Linked DNA regions of Homo sapiens: region 2 is linked to region 1. Evidence: read pairs that join two places in POLR2A ChIA-PET (ENCODE). Cell type or tissue: B cell. All regions are shown on one strand.

Region 1 (5,000 bases):
GAAACCTATAAATACCGATTTACAGTTATTCTCTGTTCCCAGCTCCAGCCAACTATTGATCTGCTTTCTGCCTCTATAAATGTATTCTTTTTGGATGTTTCATGTAAATGGAATCACACAACATGTGGTTTCTTGTGTCTGACTTATTTTGCTCAGCAGTTGCTTTGAGGTTCACTCATCACACAGCATGTGTTAGTGATTCACTCCTTTTTATTGCCCAATAGCATTCCATTGTATGGGTATACATTTTGTCTATTTATTTGCCATCTGATAGATATTTATGTTTCTGCTTTTTGGCTTTTATGAATGTGTTAGTTGGTTCTCATGCTGCTATAAAGATACTACCTGAGACTGGGTAATTTATAAACAGAAGACATTTAACTAACTAACAGTTCCACATGTCTAGGGAGGCCTCAGGAAACTTGCAATCCTGGTGGAAGAGGGGAACCAAGGCAAGTCTTACCTGGTGGCAGGCAGAGAGAGTACAAGGGGGGAACTGCCAAACACTTTTAAACCCATCAAATCTTGTGAGAACTCACTCACTATCATGAGAACTGCAGGGGGAAACCACCCCCATGATCCAATCACCTCCCACCAGGTCCCTCCCTCCCCACATTTGAGGATTACAATTTGCGATGAGATTTGGGTGGGGACACAGAACCAAACCATGTCAATGAATAATGTTGTTGTAAGCATGTGCAATTTTTTTTACGGACATATGTTTTCATTTCTCTTGGATATATCCCTAGAAATGGAATTGCTAGGTCAGATGAACCCTCTATATTTAACATTTTGAGAAAATGCTAAATTGTTTTCCAAAGCAGCTATACCATTTTTTATCCCTACCAGCAATGCATGAGGGTTTAATTTCTCCACACCCTTCCTAACACTTGCTGTTGTGTGTCTCATTTATTACAGCCCTTTTGGTATGTGTGAAATGGCATCTCATTGTGGCTTTAATTTGCAATTGCATTTCCCTAATGACTAATGATGTTGAGCATCTTTTCATACTTTATTAGCCTTTCATGTATCTTCTTTGGTGAAATGTCTGTTAATATTTTTTGCTTATTATTTTTAATTTTTATTTTGTAATTGTAAATTGACAAACTATTGTTGTACACAAAGTTTTGTTATAATGTATAAATACAATGTGGAATAATCAAATCAAGCTAATTAACATATCCATCACCTCAAGTACTTACATTTTGTGTTAAAAAATTTGAAATTTACTCTCTTAGCAATTTTGAAATGTACAACATATTATTATTTACTATATTCACCAAGCTATGCAATATACCTCAAAGAAATCAAAAATTATTCCTCCATGTAATTGAGGCTTTATGGCTATTTTTTTTCTTTTAACTTTTGTTTTAGGTTCTGGGGTTCATGTGCAGGTTTGTTATGTAGGTAAACTCGTGTCATCACAGGGGTTTGGTGTACAGATTGTTTCCTCACCCAGGTACTAAGCATAGTACCCGATAAGTATTTTTTTCTGAACTTTTCCCTCCTCCCACCCTCCACCTTCAAGTAGGCCCCAGTGTCTGTTGTTCCCCTCTTTGTGTCCATGTGTTTTTATTATTTAGCTTCCACTTATAAGTGAGAGCATGCATCTATCTTTGATTGTTTTTTTACAATTGAGTTATACAAGCACTCTCTAAATTCTGGTACCAGCTTTTTATCATAAATGTGTTTTGCAAATATTTCTCCCAGTGTTTTTCCTGTCCTTCCATTTTCTTAATGGTATCTTTTGAAGTGCAAGGTTTTCAATTTTGATGAGGTCTATTTTATCAATTTTTTCATTTATAAATCACATTTTTAAAAGAAATCTGTCTGGCCCAAAGTCCTAAAGATTTACTTCTATGTTTACTTCTAAAAGTTTAATTGTTTCAACTCTTACATTTAAGTCTATGATTTGTTTTCAGTTAATTTTTGTGCATGGTGTGAGGTGAGGGTCCAAGGTCATTTTTTTTGCATACACATAGTTATATTATGAAATGTTTTTCTAGAAGTTAATATGATAATAGCTTAATATTTTATTTTATGAACATACTATAAACAGTGAGGTCCTGGTAAATATTTGACAATCATCTCTTTTAAAAAAGCCCTGATTTGTAGTATTTGCCAATTTCCCTGTGTAAATATTCCAACAGTGTTTAATTTAAAGCTACTACATGACATAACATATGGAGTTGGGAAGAAGTCACACCATTGATTCTTATGAATTGCTACAAGCTGGCTCTAGCATATCACTAAATCAATTTAACCAATCTCCTGGGTTTTTGTTTTATTTTTGTTTGCTTCTTGTTTTTCTCTCTTTTACCCTCAATATATACAAAAGATGCAAAAAAGAAACAAAAAGCAGAAACAGTCTATTTTATTCATCGCTATAAATGAATGCTGTATCTCTAGGGAGTTTCTAGTTCTCTCTCCTTAGGAACACAGCTGTGGGCAACATCCTTGAAGCCTTTCTGTGGTCACATTTAGTAGTGTCTATCACATTTACTTTCAGACAACCCCCTCGCCAGCCTTGCTTCCTTTTAATGATAAAGAAAATCAAGTTTTGACAAATAGAGTATAAAGCAGCTTGAACTTCTGCAATTTTGCAAAAACACATATACAAAATTTAAATTATAGAGGTGACTTCCCCCCCTTTTTTTTCTCCCTCTCAAGAACCAAGTATAGAATTAAGCAAATGCTGAGGAGGAAAATAGTTGTCTTGACAGGCAGTGGAAGTCAAGTGTGAATGGCCACAATGTGTCAGCTTCCTGAAAGTGTCTTGTACATAAGAGTACTGCAAAGAAATCACTGGAGTGTGACACTGTTTCAGATAAATATATCTGATCTTCCTTTCGAGGAAATCTTGTAAGAAGTGCAAATAAAACTAGGGGGCCACTTTGGATCAGATGCTTTTTTTTTTTTTTTGAGGGAGGGTCTCACTCTGTCACCCACACTGGAGTGCAGTGGTGTGATCATGGCGCACTGCAGCCTCGACCTCCAGGGCTCAAACAATCCTCCCATCTCAGCCTCCTGAATAGCTGGGACTACAGGTGTGCACCACCATGAGTGACTCATTTTTGTATTTTTTGTAGAGACAGGGTTTTGCCATGTTGCCCAAGTTGGTCTCAAACTCTTGGGCTCTCAAAATGCTGAGATGATAGGCATGAGCCCCCATGCCTGGCCAATAGATATTTTTAATAAGTAGTTATTAGATGCCTATCTGTAGCTCTGTGGAGCCCACATAGCTTTATCCACATTGTTACAAATGGGAAGCAGCAGAGGCCTGGGATCTGGGAGAGCAGTGAGCCATGGGGGATTTGGAGGAGAAAGGGCACTAAGTTGTATGGGGATAAGAGGGTTTTGAGCAACTGTCACTATTTGGCAAGACCTTTATTCAATATAATTACCATTATTTAAAGTACCCCTTTCTATTACTATGAAAAGTGAGGCTCAGAGAGATGTGAAAGTGCTTACACAGGGACTTCTGGCTTACAAATACCTGCTTTTTAAACTCTGTGCTCAGAGTGTGCATTGGGAGTCACCTCATGAAGTGGAGACTCAAGCTCAGTGACTCATCACAGCCTCCTGCTCTGGCCCCATGTCCCAGTCAGCCCACTCACTGCCCCATGCTCCCCCTCTCACTCCTGCTCCCCTGCACATGACGGGAGTCATACTAACCTTTGTGCAGGTCCCAGAGAGAGTCATGCTTCTGGCCTTCATTCACTCCACACCCTTACCCCGGAATGTTCATCCCACTGTGTTCTTCTAAGAAGCAACTGCTCATCTTTTTCTTTTCTCTGTCTCCTTCTCACTCTCTTTCCCCAACTTTCCCCCCATTAGACTTCTTCTCCTTCTTGCCCTTTCTCCTTCCTTTCTTTCTTTTCACAAAGAATAGTTTTTCTTATGATGTGGCCATTTTAAAAGTTGGATAGGCCAGCCTGGTGGCTCATGCCTGTAATCCCAGCACTTTGGGAGGCCAAGGCAGGAGTATCCCTTGAGGCCAGGAGTTCAAGACCAGCCTGGGCAACAAAGCAAGATCCTGTCTCTACAAAGGATAAAAATAAAGTATTAGCTGGGTGTAGTGACATGGGTCTGTGGTCCCAGCTACTGAGGAGGTTGAGGCGGGTGGATCTCTTGGGTCCAGGAGTTCAAGACCGCAGTGAACTGTGGTCACCACTGCACTCCAGCCTGGATGACAGAGTGAGATCCTGCTCTAAAAAAATATATGTATTTTTTTTTTCAGTTAGATAGCACTGAAAGCATACAGAAGAAAATTAACATCACTCATTTGCGATGACTTTATACAATGTCAGTTTAAACGGGAACTACATTTCCCAGAACTCACTGTCAGTAGGGTTCCAGGTTAGCACAGGCCCGGGGATCTATATAACTAACTTGAGATTCACGAGAGAATGGAGCAACAGCTGTAATGTAACGCTGTGAATGTGCCAGCAGGTTCCGGGGCCCTGTGGTGGCTTGTGCACACTGCAGTCTATCTGCAGGCTCACTTTGGCGTAGGACGGCACCTGGACCCACTGGATTCCGGCTCCCATGCTCCCCTCTGGAAGTACAAGTCCTGGGCCAGGCGCATGTGAACCTCCATGGTGAATGCAGCAGCTTCCTCTGCAGATTCCTAGCGAGGTAGTGGCTGGATGCCGCGAGAGACAGATGAACCTCCTGTTTGTCCTCAAGGCGGGTAGTTTCCGTGTAGGATCTCGCTTGTCCTTACAGGTGCCATCTGATCCTTGCTCACATCCTCAGCTGGCGTTCCTTCCTGACTGCTGGAGTGGCTGACCTGAAGAGACTTCCCACTCAACACTGCAGGCAGAGGGGACAGCCCGGAGAGACTTGCCCGCCAGCTCTCACTTTGCATATAATCTCACTCCTAAATAAATCCCTCAGCTCAGGGGTCCCCAAACTTTCTCTGCGTGTGGTGCCCTTAATTTCTCAGTACTCTCTTCTTAGTGCACCTGGGCCAAAAGAAATACCAAACAGTTCCATTA
Region 2 (5,000 bases), 150 kb before region 1:
GGATGTGCTCCTCTCAATTTGGGAAATTCCTAAGGAATTTTTGTTTGCAGGTTGATTAAGCCCAACCAGTGGAGAGAGGAAGGACCCCGGCTGTTTCAATTTGGACACTCTTGGGGCTTGTTTATTGCTGCAGTGGTCAGACTGTGTTTTGGTGATTGTGTGTGTATCATGGGAAATTAGAATTACATAAACTGATATTCTTTTGTAATAATGCTTGTCCCCAATATTGTTTGGAATCGGAGTTTGCTGTTGAATGAGAAAGTGGGATGGAGTTTCCTGTATCCAGGCTTTTATGTTGCTGTTCTGAGCAGGTTGGGCCTGGTTAATAGGTTCCAGGTGGTTTTCTGTGGTGCTGTTTGGCCCCAGTGTTCCTTGGAGTCTGAGGAGGTTTGGCCTTTAAAAATCAAACTGCTATGGAAACTGCTTTACCCAAAATTTTGGTTCACACCCTATGTTGGATTACATATGGGGCAAATAAAGTGTAACCACGTAAACCAATGACTTTGTATGTGTGCATATGCATGTCTAGATGTGTTTATGTATGTACATTTATTATGCTATGTCTTTTTGTCTAACAAATTGGCTTGTAAACAAAACAGAACTCATAAATTAAGTAAGCCCAAAGTATTTTTCAAGTTCACATGACTTAAGTAAATCTTTAATAAATGAACTGGCTTTAAAAATATTAATAAAATAAAAATAGGAATGTCTTAAGAATTGTTAACATATATTTTTGTTTGGGCTTTATATTTGTCTCTGCTAGATATTTTGAGGTATCAGGGTTTGGCACAGGTTATAAAATGATAAACCTAGCCAGAACAAAATGATCTTTGTAGGAATTTTTTAATAAGTAAGACTAATTTAATGTTATTGGTTTAATGAAAACAGCTGAATCTTCTGAGTTACTGGTGAAAATGCCCTTGTAGTTAACTTAAAGTTCTTATTTAGGTAAACACCTGATATTCACAGGTTATAAAATGGTTAACAAGGAAATAAATAATGCATAAGTAATCGAGATAAACTGCCAAAAATAAATAAAAAATGTGAGTAAGTGCTATAGGTGAAGTTTTTGTGTAACTTATAATCTTAAAAGTTATTTTCAATGCTTATTGGATGCCTGAGTCATTTCCAATTAAGGAAGGGTTATGATATCGGGAAATATATTTCTAAAAATTATAGAATTGTTCTCATTTATAAAATGCTAATATCTGGTAGGCAGTTGAGGGTTTCTTGCCTCATAGTATTTCACTAAAATTTAGGGTTACTAAGTATAAGAATTATATTAATTCTGTATATAAAAGCTACCCAAAAATGTGTGTTCTTAGTGAGAAAAAGAATAATTTTGTCTAATTCAGGAGTTATCTGAATGTTAATTCAAACTATGGACTTGAAAATGTTATTTATGAAACAAGGTAGAAAGGAACCAGTAAATAGGGGAGAGAGATATGAAGAAAGTTATGAATGTGACAACGTATTTTTGGTGAGAAAGGTTATAAAGAAAAGAGAAAAATATTGTGTGAGAAAGGTTATAAAGAAAAGAGAAAAATATTGTATGAGAAAGATCTTGTATGGTGAATTTTTGTCCTAAAATAAAATGACTAGTTATTTAAAAAAGAAAATAAAATTTAGGACAAAATAAGAAGTCCAAAAGTATCATAGATGGTCTATGTAAGTCATATGTTGCTTTTTCCTGGTTCTCTGTGTTTCTATCTTTATGCACACACAGAGAAAATAGAAAGTTGAAAAAGTTTAGATAGTAAAATATCCCTTAAAACCTGATAGAAAATTGGAAAAATTTGACTGATTAACATTGCTCATAGTTAAAGCTCTTAGTTTTGATGAAGATAAAATAAATATTATAAAGAAATATACTGTCAGTTTGGCAATTCTTTTTTAATACAATTAACTGTGAAGCCAGATTTAGCATGGAGCCAAATTTCACATACATGCTTGCATTGCTTCACAGTATATTTGCTATTTTGCATAGATAGTACTGGTACTAAGGTACTTGTACGGGTCATGTACCTAGATGAATTTCTTAATTTCAAAAAATGTATAGTGCTATCAGTTGACTTGAAGACGTTAATCTGTGCACCAGGAATAAAATATATGTTGTGTGCACGGGTTTGTTTTTTGTTTTTTTTTTTTTTTGAGAGGGAGTCTTGCTCTGTCACCCAGGCTGGAGTGCAATGGTGCAATCTTGGCTCACTGCAAACTCTGCCTCCCAGGTTCAAGCAATTTTTCTGCCTCAGCCTCCCAAGTAGCTGAGATTACAGGCACGTGCCACCATGCCTTGTATTTTTCTGAGAGGTGGGGTTTCACTATGTTGGCCAGGCTTGTCTGGAATTCCTGACCTCAGGTGATCTGCCAGGCTTGGTCTCCCAAAGTGCTGGGATTACAGGCATGAACCACCGTGCCTGGCCGTGTGTGTGTTTTTTTAACCTCTAGGTAACACTTTAGCCTCCAAGGTAAACTGAGTAGGATAAAAATTTGGGGTTGGTTTCCTGTTTATTTTTGCTTCTAATTTTCAATTATTGTTGTTTATTCTCTTTTGGGTTTTACTTATGTATACATCTCTATAAAACTATTGATGTTTTTAGTTTGCAATTGAAGGCTTTTATTTGGTTCTTTGAATAGACATTTTGTTTCCTATGCATTTCTAACGAGTCATCATTTGTTCTGTTTATCCAGAATTCCTAGGCTACCTTTGTCAAGCCTCCAAAAATTAATAAACACCAGCCATTTAACATTTGATTGGTTTTGCTTACCCCTGATGATCTTGAGAACTATGAGAGATTTAAAGATCCTGGCCAAAAAATACAAGACTTATTTTTACAAGTTCTAAGCAGAAATAGTATACTATTTATTTTACTGGAAAAAGTAGGTGAGAATAATTTCCAAGGTAATTCAATTCAATCAACAATTTGAGTTGGTTTTACATCTTTTCCTGTAATGAGGGAAAACTGTGATACGGCTATAAACTTAATGCTAAGGAAAGATTGGCCTTATCCTTAAGTAAATTATATTGATTGGAATTTTTTTCAAATTAATTACAATTAAGTGATATTCACTTTGATTAAGTGGTTAAAAAAAAAAAAGTGAGACTTTCCAGTTATCTTTGACCCAAAGCCATTTATCACTGATGGGTCCTCATGTGTGTACTTGAAAACAACATATGTGCAAGTGTTTCACTGGTTTGAAGATTTTTGTGGTGAAAGTTACCTAATCAGCTGTCAGTACTGTATCTAGAAACCAATCTTGGAAATGTGTGATGATGCTCTTTTAAATAGCTGAAAAGAAATTATTGTGTGCTTTACTTTGTTCTTGTTTTGTTGTACGGTATTTAAGTGAAAGGAGATATTCTCATACTGAATTTGCAAAACTGATACTTGCATTTACCATTTCTTTAATGATGGAAAGTTAATTGTCTTACTTTGATAAGTTTGGCATAGGACCTATCACATTTTTTAATGCTTTTAGCCATAGTTCTGTCACTAGAATGCTAGCAATTAGACATGTGCAATGCGTAACCTAACTACTTTAATCCGGTGGTTTGAAGTACTGCAGGCAGTCACTCCTAGACACCAAATCACAATGTTTTAATTTGTGACATGTTAGAATGATAGGACTTTCTGTAGTATAAATAATCTATTAAGTAATCCTTGTGCTGTTAAGTTACAGGCCTTTGACTCCTGAGTCTGAAAAAGGCACTGACCCCTGCAAAATCTTGAGCATTAACACCATTTGAAGCCTTATTTTCAGACCCAAGAGAAGGTGACAATCAAAATGAACGGTTTTCCTAAGACGCAGGTTCAGAAATTAAAACTATTCCATCCCTCTAGGCCCAGGGACTATTGTAGAAGAGGTAGGTCCATGATATTGCAAGGATCAATTTTGAGGGATAAGATTAGTATAGAGTTTTTCTATAAATTAAACAATATCAAAATCACACTTACGCAAGGCCAGTGTCTGGGCCAGTGTGTCAGAATAACAGGGTTTTCTAGGAGCATTGATCTGTTTTTCAATAGAAAATTATAAAAGGTTACAAAAGGTTTATGGAAATCTTACCTTATGGTAAAACTGATTAAAATTAGATTTGTTTATAAGGTTTTATTAAAGTTAGCTTTAACGTTAATAATACCCCATACAAAGGTAAAATATGGTTTTCTCTTTTGAACACAATTTTCATGCAAGAGATAATAAGAGACTTTTGTTTACCTTTTGAGTAAAACCACAGAAGAACAAAATAAAGGAAGGGAGACAGGTTTATTGACCTCATGCCTTTTTTATTAGGTCTTACTGTATAGGAAACGGACTCCTCTTTATCAAAGAGTAAACATTTTATATTATAATTTTGGCTAAATAAATGATTATTTTATAGTAATTTGTGATCCTATTTTGTTATATTAAGTGTTGTAAGCCTTTGATATTTGACAGACTTTACAATAGCAAAATTTCAAGTTCCAAATTCAGTCTTTTTGACCTCAAACTAACTTTTTTGGATGTTAAATTCCCTGAAGTCCAAGAGAGATCTATTAGGCTTATTAGGCTTATTTTATAAGTTAGAATTATACAGCAAGCATTGTCAAATGTGAAGTGGTATTTAACTTTCTTTGGGTTATAGTTATATAGATATGTTGCTAATGTGTGTTCCAGGATTATATGATATTCCTGAAATTCTGATATGTCTTAATATATGTTGTCAGTAATAATTACGATTATTATGTTAAATTGTTGTATGCCACAGAAATAACCAAATTTCCTTGTCAACTGTGTCTTTGGCTATGGCTCCTAAGACTTTTGTCATCTGTAATTGTTATTTTGCCTTGATGCTCCTCAAAAAGTGACTTATAATCAGCTTCAGTCTAGGGCTTGATTCTTTGGAAGAGTTCATGAAAAGGACTCTTGAATGCATGTGTCTGATAACTCTGAAGAATTAGATTAGAGAGAAAATTTGTAGGACACTAATTGAAAGGCTGATGTGTTCATAAAGATTGCTA

The links. ChIA-PET counts read pairs that join two places held together with the same protein. Peaks named below come from ENCODE experiments on the same cell type or tissue, not always from the same donor. Only the 100,000 strongest peaks of a DNase experiment are listed, where the experiment ranks them.
Region 2: POLR2A ChIA-PET joins it to region 1 with 6 read pairs; 3 of 35 experiments call an interaction of 5 or more read pairs at or near these places.

What each region holds. Positions count from the first base shown.
Region 1 is chr3:46,184,480-46,189,479 of GRCh38, forward strand. It overlaps LOC105377067 (a long non-coding RNA gene), which reads left to right. Exons shown (of 2, transcript XR_940805.3): 2 at 4,453-5,000. Among named protein-coding and RNA genes, the nearest start is that of CCR1, 21 kb to the right of the region's middle. RefSeq lists an enhancer at 3,060-3,199. In B cell, no CTCF peak of the experiment used is centred here; DNase peaks (open chromatin) are centred at 2,612 and 3,462; H3K4me3 peaks cover 1,243 bases; H3K27ac peaks cover 627 bases.
Region 2 is chr3:46,035,895-46,040,894 of GRCh38, forward strand. It overlaps a transcript of XCR1 not described here. Among named protein-coding and RNA genes, the nearest start is that of XCR1, 11 kb to the left of the region's middle. In B cell, no CTCF peak of the experiment used is centred here; no DNase peak of the experiment used is centred here.